Regions from separate parts of the Homo sapiens genome. Here regions 1 and 2 are each linked to region 3. The links are chromatin contacts, found by Hi-C or POLR2A ChIA-PET in ENCODE. All regions are on one chromosome and are shown on one strand. Each heading gives the region's core, a stretch centred on a gene start or an enhancer-like site at or near the end of the contact. The rest is flanking DNA. Distances are from core to core; before and after follow the strand shown.

The links. A loop is a pair of places that touch in the nucleus more often than their neighbours do. ChIA-PET counts read pairs that join two places held with the same protein, here RNA polymerase II (POLR2A). Pooled maps may share reads with other maps.
Region 1: a pooled map shows a loop between it and region 3 (4-fold over the local background). The contact joins the enhancer-like site here to the promoter of TRIM56 in region 3. A Hi-C loop is called at or near these places in 2 of 50 pooled maps. POLR2A ChIA-PET finds 5 or more read pairs at or near these places in 4 of 52 experiments (HEK293, K562, WTC11 and 1 more).
Region 2: POLR2A ChIA-PET joins it to region 3 with 12 read pairs in Caco-2. The contact joins the enhancer-like site here to the promoter of TRIM56 in region 3. A Hi-C loop is called at or near these places in 2 of 50 pooled maps. POLR2A ChIA-PET finds 5 or more read pairs at or near these places in 4 of 52 experiments (Caco-2, WTC11, activated CD4-positive, alpha-beta T cell and 1 more).

Annotation. Positions count from the first base shown.
Region 1 is chr7:101,388,250-101,392,815 of GRCh38, reverse strand. All of the region lies in intron 1 of COL26A1 (collagen type XXVI alpha 1 chain), which reads right to left. Among named protein-coding and RNA genes, the nearest start is that of COL26A1, 28 kb to the right of the region's middle. RefSeq lists enhancers at 1,491-1,610, 1,574-1,868. Within about 2 kb of position 1,760, at least 4 of the 41 ENCODE cell types and tissues checked have a DNase peak (open chromatin) inside an H3K27ac peak, as active enhancers do.
Region 2 is chr7:100,722,587-100,727,687 of GRCh38, reverse strand. EPO (erythropoietin) reads right to left here. Exons shown (of 5, transcript NM_000799.4): 4 at 4,845-5,024; 5 at 3,988-4,710. The coding sequence ends at 4,555. Among named protein-coding and RNA genes, the nearest start is that of EPO, 4.7 kb to the right of the region's middle. RefSeq lists an enhancer at 2,292-2,471 and a silencer at 2,623-2,857. Within about 2 kb of position 1,832, at least 5 of the 41 ENCODE cell types and tissues checked have a DNase peak (open chromatin) inside an H3K27ac peak, as active enhancers do.
Region 3 is chr7:101,082,269-101,086,930 of GRCh38, reverse strand. It overlaps TRIM56 (tripartite motif containing 56), which reads right to left and starts at 1,450. Exons shown (of 3, transcript NM_030961.3): 1 at 1,360-1,450. RefSeq lists enhancers at 1,840-1,889, 2,593-3,093.

The sequences.
Region 1 (4,566 bases), core at 511-3,010, 310 kb before region 3:
TCAGTGGTGAGGCCATGCGGTGGAGGGAGGCACATTTCAGACAACTAGGAATTGGATCACAAATGACTGTCACCCTTTCTGGGTTCCCAGCCATCACCAAAAAGCCTGGTTTTTGGCCAGGTGCAATGGCTCATCCCTGTAGTCCCAGCACTTTGGGAGGCTGAGGCGGGTGGATCACTCGAGGTCAGGAGTTTGACACTAGCCTGGCCAATGTGGTGAAACCCCATCTCTACTAAAAATACAAAAATTAGCCAGGTATGGTGGTGGGCACCAGTAATCCTAGCTACTCAGGAGGCTGAGGCAGGAGAATTGCTTGAACCCGGGAGGCGGAGGTTGCAGTGAGCTGAGATGGCACCACTACAGTCCAGCCTAGATGACAGAGTGAGACTCCATCTTAAAAAAAAAAAAAAAAAAAAAAGCCTGGTTGTTGGATACTTGTTCCCTAGCTGGTACGGAAGGCACCTGCTCATAACAACAGATGGAAAAAGGAACCGGTGCCTATAGCTGGGGGGCAGGAGGTAGATGCACACTGCCCCAACAGGCCAGACTCATGGCCCTCATGTACCTTCACTCCTGCTGTTTTCCTGCAACCTGGAGTAACCCTCCTGCCTGTGCACCCGCCACCCTCACGGCCCAGCCCCGTCACACCTCTGCAGTGAAATCTCTAGCAACTTCTCCCTCCTCTGCCAGAATGACCTCTTTCCTTAGCCATTTGCATCCACTGATGTCTCAGGCCCATACACTTCCCTGCCTCGAAGAACACACACTGCCCTGCTGGACTCTGAGAATGCACTTCCAGGCCAGGTGCTGTGGCTCATGCCTGTAATCCCAGCACTTTAGGAAGCTGAGGCGGGAGGATCACTTGAGACCAGGAATTCAAGATCAGCCTGAGCAACATAGCAAGACCACATCTCTACAGAAAAAAAAGAAAAGAAAAGAAAAGAAAAGAAAAGAAAAGAAAGGCTTGGCATGGTGGCTCATGCCTATAACCCCAGCACTTTGGAAGACCGAGGTGGGCAGATCATTTGAGGTCAGGAGTTTGAGACCAGCCTGACTGACATGGTGATACCCCGTCTCTACTAAAAATAGAAAAATTAGCCGGGCGTGGTGGCACACGCCTGTAGTCCCAGCTACTCGGGAGGCAGGAGAATCTCTTTGAACCTGGGAGGTGGAGGTTGCAGTGAGCTGAGATCGTGCCACTGCACTCCAGCCTGGGCAGAAGAGTGAGACTCCGTCTCAAAAATAAATAATAATAAAAATAGGGTCCAAATGCAGAGATCAATGTCTCCTTCCAGAGAACCATAGAGAAGACCTAGAAGGACTAAATGAGAAACATGAAGACTCTAGTTTGCTTCTGAAATTTCCTGGCTCCAGCTGTCATCCAATAGGACCTTCTCTAGGTCCTAGGATACGGGCCCAGGAGTATATCACAGCCCTTGCCCAAGATGAATTCACAGATCAGATACAATCAGGCCCCAGGAACACTTTTTAAAAAAAATAAAAAAAATAGAATCCCGGCCAGGCCCGGATGCTTCCAGCAAAAAGGGGGTGACCCACACCCCCCTATATGCTCCCACGCACAGTCATGTGTGAATAAACTGAGACCAGAGAAACTCCTGCCTTGCCCCCAGAACCGGACACCCCAGAGAGGCAAACAGGCCATGTTTTTCTTTGCCATCTGCTCAGCTTCAAGGGCTGGGGCCCTCCCCATCCCCCTTTCCTTCCGCTGCTCTGTTCCCCTGAGGCTCCTGTTACCACAGCCAGGCAGCGGCTGACCTCAGAACAGAAGGCTTTGGTTAGCAGGTCAGGCCAGAGGCAAAGGGCACAGGCCAAAGAGTAGACCTAGAGAGGGAAAGGATCTCTAAAGCCACAGTGGGAGGAGAGAGGAGCAAAGAATTCTGAGGTCCCCGGGAGGCCCACAGGCAAGGCCCCCTCCCCACACAGCCTGGACCGGTTGCACAGCCCACTGAGCTTCCCAGCCTCGGAATCCCTGAGACCTCACCAGATATTTCCAAGAAATTTTTAGAAATATCTCCCTTCTCCATCCACTTCCATGCCCTAAAGCTGGTGGCTTCTTTAAAAGTGGCTCCAGGCCAGGCATGGTGGCTCACATCTGTAATCTGAATGCTTTGAGAGCCTGAGGCTGGAGGATTACTTGAGGCCAAGAGTTTGAGACCAGCCTGGACAATATAGCAAGATCCCATTTCTCAAAAAATTTAAAAAGTAGCCAGGCATGGTAGTGCATGCCTGTAGTCCCAGCTACTCAGGAGGCAGAGGTGGGTGGATGGCTTGAGCCCAGGAGTTTGAGGCTGCAGTGAGCTATGATTGCACTACTGCCCTCCAGCCTGAACAACAGAGCAAGACCCTGTCTCACCAAAACAAAACTAAAGCCAGGCTCAGTGCCTCACATCTGTAATCCTAGCACATTGAGAGGCCGAGGCGGGCAGATCGCTTGAGGTCAGGAGTTCAAGACCAGCCTGGCCAACACGGTGAAACCCCATTACAGGTGGCACACACCTGTAATTCCAGCTACTCGGGAGGCTGAGGCAGGAGAATCGCTTGAACCCAGAAGGCAGGTTGCAGCGAGCTGAGATTGTGCCACTGCACCCTAGCCTGGATGACAGAATGAGACTTTGTCTCAAAAAAAAAAAAAAAAAAAAAAAAAAACCCTTAACATGAGACCTAAAAGGTCTAAAACTCTTAAAAGCTTCATGACACTAGATTGGCAATGATTTCTTGGCTATGACACCCAAAAAAAGCCCAGCCAACAGGAGAAAAAAAGAGATATCAATAAATTAAGTTACATCAAAAGTAAAAATTTCTGTGCATCGAAAGATCCAATCAACAGAGTGAAAAGGCAACTCACAGAATACAAGAAGAGGTGGGGAAATCTCCTGGGCTCTGGAGTTCAAGACCACCTGGGCAACACGGTGAAACCCCATCTCTACTAAAATACAAAAAATTGCCAGACGCGGTGGCTCACGCCTGTAATCCCAGCACTTTGGGAGGCCGAGATGGGCGGATCACCTGAGGTTGGGAGTTCGAGACCAGCCTGCCCAACATGGAGAAACCTCGTCTCTACTAAAAGTACATAATTAGCTGGGCATGGTGGCGCATGCCTGTAATCAGCTACTCGAGAGGCTGAGGCACGAGAATTTCTTGAACCCGGGTAGCAGAGGTTGCCGTGAGCCAAGATCGCGCCATTGCACTCCAGCCTGGGCAACAAGAGAAAAACTCCATCTCAAAAAATAAAATAAAATACAAAAAAAATAGCTGGACATGGTGGTGCATGCCTGTAGTCCCAGCTGCTCAGGAGGCTGAGGCAGGAGAATCGCTTGAGCCCCAGAGGCAGAGGTTGCAGTGAGCCAAGACTGAGCCGCTGCACTCTAGCATGGGCTTCAGAGTGAGACTCCATCTCAAAAAAAAAAAAAAAAAAAATGTGCAAATCATACATCTGATAAAGGGTTAATATCCAGATACATAAGGAACTCCTACAACTCAACAACAATATAGAAACAACCCAATTCAAAACAGGGCTAACAGCTTAATAATAGAAATTTCTCCAAGGAAGATATACAAATGGCCAGCAAGCACCTAAAAAGATGTTCAACATCACTAATCATTAGGAAAAGACAAATCAAAACCACAATGAGATACCACTTCATACCCATTCGGTCAAAACCCGCTCTTTCCCATCTTGCAAGACAGTGGGTGAAAATGTTAAGACGGATACTGAGGAAACCTGAAGCCAAGAAGGCTGATTCTGGTGGCAAGGTGAAAAACGGTCACCTCAAGGCTAAAAAGCCCAAGAAGGGGAAGCCCCATGGCGGCCAAAATCCTGTCCTTGTCAGAGGAATTGGTAGATATTCCTGATCTGCTATGTGTTCCAGAAAGGCAATGTACAAGAGGAGCTACTCAGTCGCTAAGTCCAAGGCTGAAAAGAAAAAGGGCCAGGCATGGTGGCTCACGCCTGTAATCCCAGTACTTTGGGAGGCCGAGGCGGGAGGATCACTTGAGGTCAGGAGTTTGAGACCAGCCTGGCCAACATGGTGAAACCCTGTTTCTACTAAAAGTACAAAAAAAAACTTAGCCGGGCACAGTGGCTGTGCCCCTAGTCCCAGCTAGTTGGGGGGCTGAGGCAGGAGAATTGCTTGAACCTGGCAGGTGGAGGTTGCAGTGAACTGAGATCGTGCCATTACACTCGAGCCTGGGCAACAGAGTGAGACTGTCTCAAAAAAAAAAAAAGAAAATAGGTGGTGATTGCCAGGGGCCAGGGGAGGACAGAAATGCAGTTAGCATTTCACAGGTACAGAGTTTCGGGGCTTTTTGTTTGTCTGTTTTTGAGACAGAGTTTTGCTCTTGTTGCCCAGGCTGAAGTGTAATGGCGCGATCTCGGCTGACTGCAACCTCCGTCTCCCGGGTTCAGGAGATTCTCCTGCCTCAGCCTCCCAGATAGCTGAATTACAGGCTTCCACCAGCACACCCAGCTAATTTTTTGTATTTTTAGTGGAGACAGGGTTTCACCATGTTGGCCAGGCTGGTCTTGAACTCCTGACCTCAGGTGAT
Region 2 (5,101 bases), core at 583-3,082, 360 kb after region 3:
TCTCTTTGGGCCTCAGTTTCCTCCTCTGCAAAATGGGGACCCTCCATCATCCCTGCCTTCCTCTTGGCGTTAGGAGAGCAAATGAAAAGCATGCCAGGAAATCACATGCTTTTCATGTAAATAGCCAAGCTCTCTACAAACAGAAGGCATCATCTTTAAACAATTATGTAACCCCTTGACTCAGAACTAGGCTTTGCTGGCTCCTGTCCCCACCAGAAAGTCAAAAGTGTTGGCTCTGTCACTTTCCAGCAGAACTTAGTTCCCCATCTGACAAATGGGGATGATACTCATTGTATTCCTGCTTCGTGGAGTTCGGGTGAGAATCGCAGCATGCAGATGCCACAGATTGAATGTGTTGTTAATTATAACCATGATCACAGTTCAGAGGAAAGTTCCTTTCCTGGCCTGCACTCGAAGAACCTCTGAAATCTGGCAACACCCTCCTTGGGAATCTGCCTCTCAGCACAGACTCTGGGCCTCGCTTAGTTCTTCTAAATCCTGTGGTTCTTCCCTTCCCCGGCCTCTTGGCATTGCACAGCTTAGCACTCAGTCCCATACCAAAATGACTACGTCTGAATTAATGTGCGTCAAGGCCAGGTGCAGTGGCTCATGCATGTAATCCCAGCATTTTGGGAGACTGATGAGTGGATCACCTGAGATCAGGAGTTCGAGACCAGGCTGGCCAACATGGAGAAACCCCATCTCTACCAAAAAACAAAACAAAAACAAACAAACAAAAAAACACAAACACACACACACAAACTAGCCGGGTGTGGTGGCATGTGCCTGTAATCCCAGCTACTCGGGAGGCTGAGGCACAAGAATTGCTTGAACCCAGGAGGTGGAGGTTGCAGTGAGCTGAGATTGTGCCACTGCCCTCCAGCCTGGGTGACACAACAAGACCCTGTCTCAAAAAATAAATAAATAAAATAAAATGAATTAATGTGTGCCTTTTTTTGCCCCCAGGAGGCTGCCCACTGGCCACTGGGCTATGAGTGTCATTTCATGTCTCCTAGCACTTAGTGCAAAGGCTTGGTTCACAGTAGCCATTCTATAAACTTGGAATAAATGTTTTAAATGTTTCTAACGTACTTGCCTCTCACATCCATCCCAGGAGTGGTCAGACAGTTCAGGTTTGATAACTACTCTTTTTGTGGGGGAGGGGATGGGATCTTGCTCTGTCACCCAGGCTAGAATGCAGTGGTGTGATCACAGCTCACTGCAGCCTCAACCTCCCAGGCTTGAGTGATTCTCCCACCTCAGCCTCCTGAGTAGCTGGCACTACAGCTGCATGCCACCACATCCAGCTAATGTTTAAATTTTTTTGTAGAGATGGGGGTCTCACTATGTTGCCCAGGGTGGTCTCAAACTCCTGAGCTCAAGGGATCCTCCCACCTCAGCCTCCCAAAGTGCTGGGATTACAGGCGTGAGCCACAACATCTGGTTGAAAATTACTATTTTTTTATTATATTTTAGAAACTGAAAGCAGTGAGAAGTCTGAAGACAGTTGTGGAATAAGATCAGTGACCCTGAATCCTGCAGACGGAGAGGAGGGAGGCAAAAGCGGGTTGCTCATTGATGAGATGTTTGAGCCTTAGACTACAAATCAGGCTAAGAGGTGGACAGCCTTTGGGATTAGGAGTCCTAAATCCTGTGCTCAGGTTCTAGCTCAGTCTCTTATTAGCCAGATTCCTTCGGCTTAAGAACAAGCCTCTTAGCTCCGATGTCAGCAGCCTAAGAGGGAGATTTCTCCTTTACTGACTCACAGCATTCCTGGTGCAAGAATCAAATGCCATCTGTGGAAACCACAATATAAATGTGTATTGAAATGTACAAGGTCACAGCCGGGCGCGGTGGCTCACGCCTGTAAACCCAACACTTTGGGAGGCCGAGGTGGGCGGATCCTCTGAGCTCAGGAGTTTGAGACCAGCCTGGTCGACCTGGTGAAACTCCATCTCTACTAAAAATACAAAAAATTAGCCAGGTGTGTTAGCAGGCGTCTGTAGTCCCAGCTACTCGGGAGGCTGAGGCAGGAGAATCGCTTGAACCCGGGAGGCGGAGGTTGCAGTGAGCCGAGATCGCGCCACTGCACTCCAGCCTGAGTGACAGAGTGAGACTCCATTGAAAAAAAAGAAAAGAAAAGAAAAGAAAAGAAATGTACAAGGTCAGAGCCCTAAGGATCTATCGCTTGTAGGTTTCTCTAGCAGTTCCTAGTAAGACCTGAAGAGGGCACTGTAGCCCACGAGCCGGTTAGAACAGAGGGAAAATTCTCTTGGGTCCTCCCCTTTGGCGACTCCTCGCATCCCAGCTCCACACCTACCGCCCCGCTCCCTACACACCTGTCAAGTACCCTCCAACCTCCAAAACCTTCCCGTAATTTTTCCTGCTGCGGATTGCAAAACATTCTCTCCCGTTTGCATATGTGCAGGGGAACACAGGCTGACTTCTCTACAGTTGATGATACAAGCAGAAAGACCGGCCCTCACATATGGGATAACAACCAGGATCGGGGTCCCATACAGTTGTTTTTGTTTGTTTGTTTTTGTTTTGTTTTTGAGACAGAGTTTCGCTCTTGTCGCCCAGGCTGGAGTCCAGTGGCACGACCTCGGCTCACTGCAACCTCCGCCTCCCAGGTTCAGTGATTCTCCTGCCTCAGCCTCCAGAATAGCTGGGATTACAGGAGCCCACCACCACACCCGGCTAATTTTTTGTATTTTTAGTAGACATGGGGTTTCACCACGTTGGCCAGGCTGGTCTCAAACACCTGACCTCAGATGATCCACCCACCTCAGCCTCCCAAAGTGCTGGGATTACAGGCATGAGCCACCGTGCCTGGCCTCCCATACAGTTTTATGACAGCTTTTGCTGTCTGCACAGGTCCCTCCTCAGTGGTCCTTTCCCGCTGAAGCATTATTTTTGAGAAGGAATCTGAAGTTGTGGTCAGAGTAAAGGGGAAAATGAGAAGTAGAAATCAAGAGTGGAAGTAGAGTTCATTTGTTCCATGTCCCCCACCCCAGGGGAGTAAAGGAGCAGGTAGGGATTAGGTAGAAGGAATAAACCAGGCGCAATGGCTCACACCTATAATCCCAGCACTTTGGGAGGCTAAGGAGGGAGGATCACTTGAACCCAGAGTTTGAGACCAGCCTGGGCAACATAGCAAGACCCCATCTCTAAAAAAAATAAGATAAAAATAATTTAAAAATTAGCAGGGCATGGCGATGCATGCCTTTAGTCACATCTACTCATGAGGCTGGGACTAGAGGATTGCTTGAGCCCAGGAGTTTGAGGCTGCAGTGACCCATGATTGCACCACTGCACTCCAGCCTGGGCAACAGAGCAAGACACTGTCACTAAAAACAAACAAACAAACAAAATCACAAATATATAAATGGACCACCTAGAGTGGCCCTTGTCCCCGAGCAGATGCTGTTTATAGAGGTGGCTCCAACCGCACCTGTGTGTACCGCCCCTTTTGTGAATTTCAGAGGCGAGTATTCATGGTGACAGTCCCCAGGTGAGTAAAGGAGGCAGCTGGACTTAGCGAGGATGTGCATTGAGGCGGAAGGCTGATGCTGGGAGTGTGGCATCAGCCGAAGAGACCAAAGAAGAGGCAGAAATTAACAAGGGCCAGTGACCAGGGTTGGCAGCTGTTACCAGCCCCCAAAACTCCCAAAAGGACCCGTCCTCTGGCCTCCCTCTCCTTGATGACAATCTCAGCGCACTGCAGCCTTGCCCTGGGCAGGGTTGGCAGCTGCCTTACTGCGGTGAGGCCTTGAATGGAGCCACCTTATTGACCAGCGTAGGCAGAGCTTGTGGCCTCAGGCCCGGTAGGGTCGAGAGGTCAGACAGGCTGTGTGAGACAGCACGTAGGGCCCAGCCCCCTCCACCCCTCGTTTCCCGGACCTGGACCTGCTGCACTGCTGCCAGGAGTGGGACAGAGCCAGGGGATTTGGAGGTTCCCAGAAAACAGAAAAGCCAAGAGTCATATTGGTGGTTTCAGTTCTTGTCAATGAGGTTGAAGAATACACAAAACTTGGACCCCATGAGAGCCAGAGGCCAGCCCCCATCCTGTCTTCATGGTTCCCACCACCCCGGTGTCAAGGGGGCTCTTGCCACCAAGGGAGTGCCCATGCCCGTGAGACCTGGAGAAGTCACAGCTTGCCACCTAAGTTATCCAGGTCATCCTGTCCCTGATGGTAGGTGCGAAAACAGGTAAATCGCCTCCAAAGCGTGTCCTGGCATCAAATTTTGCAGGGTGCCGAGTGAGCTCAGGCGTCTTCCCAGCATGGCTCTGTCCCTGAGTTTAAAGCTGCTCTCTGAATGCTTCCTGCTCTGGGCCCTCAAGTTGGCCCTGTGACATCCTTAGATCTCAGAGTTGCTCTCTGGACAGTTCCTCTGGCCCCTGAGATGTCATTGCTGGCACTGGAGTGTCCATGGGACAGGCTGGCGCTGAGCTGAGAGCCCCTCGACGGGGTTCAGGAGTGGCGGGGGAGGGTGTGGCACAAGCAATGTTGGTGAGGGAGGTGGTGGATATGCCCAGGTGGACACACCTGGTCATCTGTCCCCTGTCCTGCAGGCCTCCCCTGTGTACAGCTTCAGCTTTCCCCGGAGGAAATTGGAGTAGACTCGGAAGAGTTTGCGGAAAGTGTCAGCAGTGATTGTTCGGAGTGGAGCAGCTGAGGCCGCATCTGGAGGGGAGATGGCTTCCTTCTGCCAAGGAGAAAACAGGAGGTCGCTGCAGTGCCACAGAAAGGGAAGGAATACGGACAGTTCCTGTACTCCTTAGCAAGACCCTTCTCCCCTTCTTACAGAAAGGGCAAGCAGAAGTGTCCGCTCCTACTCACCTGGGCTCCCAGAGCCCGAAGCAGAGTGGTGAGGCTGCGAAGGCCACTGACGGCTTTATCCACATGCAGCTGCAGGGGCTCCCACGGCTGGGAAGAGTTGACCAACAGGGCCTGGCCCCGCAGGACAGCTTCCGACAGCAGGGCCAGGCCCTGCCAGACTTCTACGGCCTGCTGCCCGACCTACAGGGAGTGGACTCTGGGAGTCAGCTGACCCATGTCACCCTCTCCCTCCTGCCCCTCAGCAGCCCCAAGCACCA
Region 3 (4,662 bases), core at 201-2,700:
AACATGGTGGAAGCCCTCCTGTGTGCACAGGTACTGGGGTCCTGCTGTATAGGGTGCCAGGGTGCGAGGAGCAGGCAGTAAGGACACAGACGGGGATCCCAGTGGGCAGAGATGCCTAGGTCCTGCCAGTTGGGGTAGGATCTTGCAGTAGCTTAGGGGGCTTTAATCCTCCAAGCCCCATACACCTGCCTTCTTTTTATTTTATTTTAGTTTTTAGCAATAGGGTCACCCTCTGTCACCCAGGCTGGAGTGCAGTGGCGTGATCGTAGTTCACTGCAGCCTCAAACTCCTAGACTCAAGTCTTTTGAGTAGTTGGGAGTACAGGCATGTGCCACCATGCCCAGCCTTTTTTTTTTTTTTTTTTTTTTTTGAGACAGAGTCTCACTCTGTTGCCCAGGCTGGAGTGCAGTGGTGCGATCTTGGCTCACTGCCACCTCCACCTGCCAGGTTCAAGTGATTCTCCTGCCTCAGCCTCCCGAGTAGCTGTGATTACAGGTGCGCACCATCACACCCGGCTAATTTTTGTATGTTTAGTAGAAATGGAGTTTGGCCCTATTGGCCAGGCTGGTCTTGAACTCCTGACCTCAGGTGATCCGCCCTCCTCGGTCTCCCAAAGTGCTGGGATTATAGGCGTGAGCCACCATGCCCAGGGGCCCAGCCAGCCCATTTTTTAAAAATTATCACTTTTTGTAGAGATGGGGTCTTGCTATGTTGCCCAGGCTGGTCTCCAACTCCTGGCCTCAGGCTATCCTCCCGTCTCGGCCTTCCCAAAGCATTAGGATTACAGGCATGAGCCACCGCACCCGCCTGGCCTTACACCTGTCTTCTGCTAGACCTGGGGCAGCATCGCGGGTGGTGGAGGCCCCACTTTCTGCATTTAACAGTTTCTAAAGCGGATTCTGGAGCGGGCAGAAAAAACGCTAGGGGAAGGGCTGGTCCCCTTCCCGCTGCTGGCTCACCCTCTGATAGACTTGGCCTTGGCTTATCTCCTGGAGTCCTGTTCTTTTAGCTTTTCCTGCTGAATGCATTCCAGAAACCTCTGGAGGGAGGGAGTCCCGAGCTCCTGGCACAGTGGCTGAGACCTACTTGTTGGGCAGACTAGGTGGAATGTCCCCTTTTCTGGAGCTGGGAGGAGACCTCAGAGAGTGGGACGGGGTCTTTCTTGCGGGGACCTGTGGCCACGGAGCGGGAGGGAGGCGAGTGCAGTTTCCCTCCTGCCCTCTCCTCCTGCCTTCCGGGTGCCTCTTCACGCCCTCCCTTTCCTTCCCTTCCTCCTCCTCCCGCGCTCTCTCTCCACTCCCCTCCCCCTACTCCCTCCGCTCGGTCCTTCCTATAGCTGTGCCGCCCCCCACCCCTTACCTAGCCAGAGCTGATCTTGACCTCTAGGATGGTGAGGGGGCCTGAGGCCTGGAGGCCGCCGTTGCTGGGTGCCTGGAAAAGAAACAAAACTGAAACTAATTGTACTTGTGGTGCAACTTCCGTCCCAGCCAGGGACACACCGACTCGCCTCGCACAGCCTCAGGCCCCGCCTTCCTCCCCACCCGGCCCCGTCCTCTCCCGCCAAGGCCCCCACCCCGGCAGGCAGCTGGCAGGCTTGGGCTGGAGTCCACCAGCCAGGTCGGCCTGTCAGTCCAGCCTCAGGGCTAAGTGTGTGTATGTCACAAACAGGGAACTACCTGAGGGCGGGTTCTCTGAGTAGAGGGTGGAGGGTCACAGGGTTTATTTGTGGGAAGAAATGAGAGCTCATCTGTGATTCAGAGACCAGGGTAACTAGACACATGGCCTCAGGGCGGGTCTGCAGATTTGCTAACACCTCAGGCAGGCAGGTGCCTGCAAAGCTTCAAGAGAGGCCTTTCATTCCATAAACCGTTGCTGAGCTGTAGGAGAGGCTGTGGGGGATCAGGTAAGAAGCCTCTTGCTGAGGGAACAGCACAGGCTTCCTGGAGAAGGCATCAATGAGATGAGTTTAAAGAAGGCGGGAGGATTGCTTCAGCCCAGGAGTTCAAGACCAGCTTGGGCAATATGGTGAGACCCAGTCTCCATAAAAAATTCGCTAGCCGTGCATGGTAGCGCATACCTGTAATCCCAGATACTCAGGAGACTGAGGCAGGAGAATCACTTGAACCTGGGAGGTCGAGGCTGCAGTGAGCCATGATGGTGACACTGCACTCCAGCCTGGATGACAGAGCAAGACCCTGTCTAAAAAATAAAACAGTAAGAGGGCATAGAGGGCTGGAGAACACTGAGAAGAATGTTCCTGTTCCAGGTACTGGGAGCAGCAAGGGTACATCCCCATTTAGGATGATGTGTGTGGAGAGGATACGAGAGTGTTGGCAGAGAAGCCTGCATTTTATCAAAAAAGACAAAAGAATCATTGCAGGAGATTTCCCTCAACATTTCATGAAAAAATAATTTTTATTTTGAGACAAAGCCTCGCTCTGTCGCCCAGGCTGGAGTGCAGTGGTGTGATCTTAGCTCACAGCAACCTCCGCTTCCCGGGTTCAAGCGATCCTCCTGCCTCAGCCTCCAAAGTAGCTGGGATTACGGGCACTCACTGCCACGCCCAGCTAATTTTTGTATTTTTAGTAGAGATGGGGTTTCACTATGTTGGCCAGGCTGGTCTCGAACTTCTGACCTCAAGTGATCCACCCACCTTGGCCTCCCAAAGTGCTGGGATTACAGGCGTGAGCCAACATGCACAGCCTCATTTTATGAAAAATTCAAAGCACAAAGAAGTTGAAAGAATTGCGGTGAACACCCATATCTCCACCACTTCTGTTCTACAATTATCATTTTACCGTAATTAATTCATGACATACCTATGCATGTTTGTACCTTTTTATCCACATGGCGGAATTTAAGTAGGAAACTGAAGCTGTAAGAGCTCACTCTGGCAGCAGCCGAGAGGACAGAAGGGAGCCTGACCTCAGGGTCCAGGTGAAAGGTGGAGGGGCTGAGACATAGATGCCAGAGAGGTAGGTGGAAATCCAAAAGAGAGAGGGTCACAGAGGCCAAGGCAGGAAATGCTGCACTTCTAGAAGGACGAGGGGGTCAGCACTGTTGAATGCTACCAACCAGACGGGCAACCAAGGTGAAGACAGAAAAACAGGCCAGGTGCAGTGGCTCACACCTGTAATCTCAGCACTTTGGGAGAATCACTTGAGGCCAGGAGTTCGAGACCAGCCTGGCCAACATGGCAAAACCTCGTCTCTACTAAAAAACAAAACAAAACAAAACAAAACCTAGCCTTCCTAGCTACTCGGTAGGCTGAGGCAGGAGAACTGCTTAAACCTGGGAGGCAGAGGTTGCAGCGAGCCTAGATCGCACCATTGCACTCCAGCCTGGGCAACAGAGTGAGACTCCATCTCAAAAAATATATATATTAGCTACCTGATGGCTCACACCTGAAGTCCCAGCTATTCAGGAGGCTGAAGCAGGAGGTTCGCTTGAGCCCAGGACTTCAAGGCTGCATGTGCCATGATCTATGCCACTGCACTCCAGCCTGGGTGACAGATCAAGACTCTCTCTACAAAAAAAAAAAATTAAAATTAAAATTAAATTCCCTGTTGTGAATCTCGTAAGGTCTTAATATAATGGTCAAGGAAGGCCATTATAAGGCTTCCAGCAGGGAAGTTTGGACTTTGTCCTATAGGTATTAGAGGGAGTGGCCAGCACAGACATTTGTTTGTTTGTTTTTTGTTTGTTTGTTTGCAGAGATGGGGTCTTTCTATGTTGCCTAGGCTAGTCCTGGGATTATAGGCATGAGCTACCAGGCCCGGCCCCCAGCAGAGGTTTTTAATCCTAAATTATAATGTGGATACTTTAAAACACTCATATCATCATTGTAACACAATTAACTATTTCTTTCCTGTGTGTATGTCCTTTGGTCTCTGTCCGTATTTTACATAATTATATTTACAGGGTACATATAATTTTGTCTATAAAACTTAGCCCTATACCAACTGGTAAACAAAATTATGAGGCCAGGTGTGGTGGCCCATGCTTGTAATCCCAGCACTTTGGGAGGCCAAGGTGGGAGGATTGCTTGAGTTCAGGAGTTTGAGACCAGCCTGGGCAACATACTGAGACCACCCCCGTCTCTACGGAAAAAATAAAAAATTAGAAAGAGGGCACATGTTCTCAGGATCTCCCGGGGCTGTGTCACAAGTCATTAAAAAAAATAATGTGCCTATAGTTCCAGCTACTTGGGAGGCTGAGGTGGGAGGATCGCTTGAGTCCCAGAGTTCAAGACCAGCCTGGGTTAACATTGAGGCAGAAATTTAAAAATAATAGTAATAATAAGTACTGCATTCATTCACTCCAAGAAAAGTAAAAGCCAAGGCCCAGAATGTGGGAAGATAAGGGTTAAAAAGAAAAGAAGAACAAATTTTCCTCTGCCTAACAAACTCACTTCAAGGACAGTTATAAGATAACGCTGCTCGAGAAGTCAAAACCAAAGGAATAGGTTCCAGACAGTCCCCCTCCGAAGCAAAGGTGAAGGAAAAAAAAAAAAAAAAGAAGGACAAATGTCTGTATTTAGCCAGTTCTTGTTTTTTCTTTCAATGCAGCTATACGGCCACCAGCTATGCAAGGCCATGAGTTATGCCAAGCCATCAGTTATGCTATAGATTATATGACCTGTTATTATATGATTAACTGTCT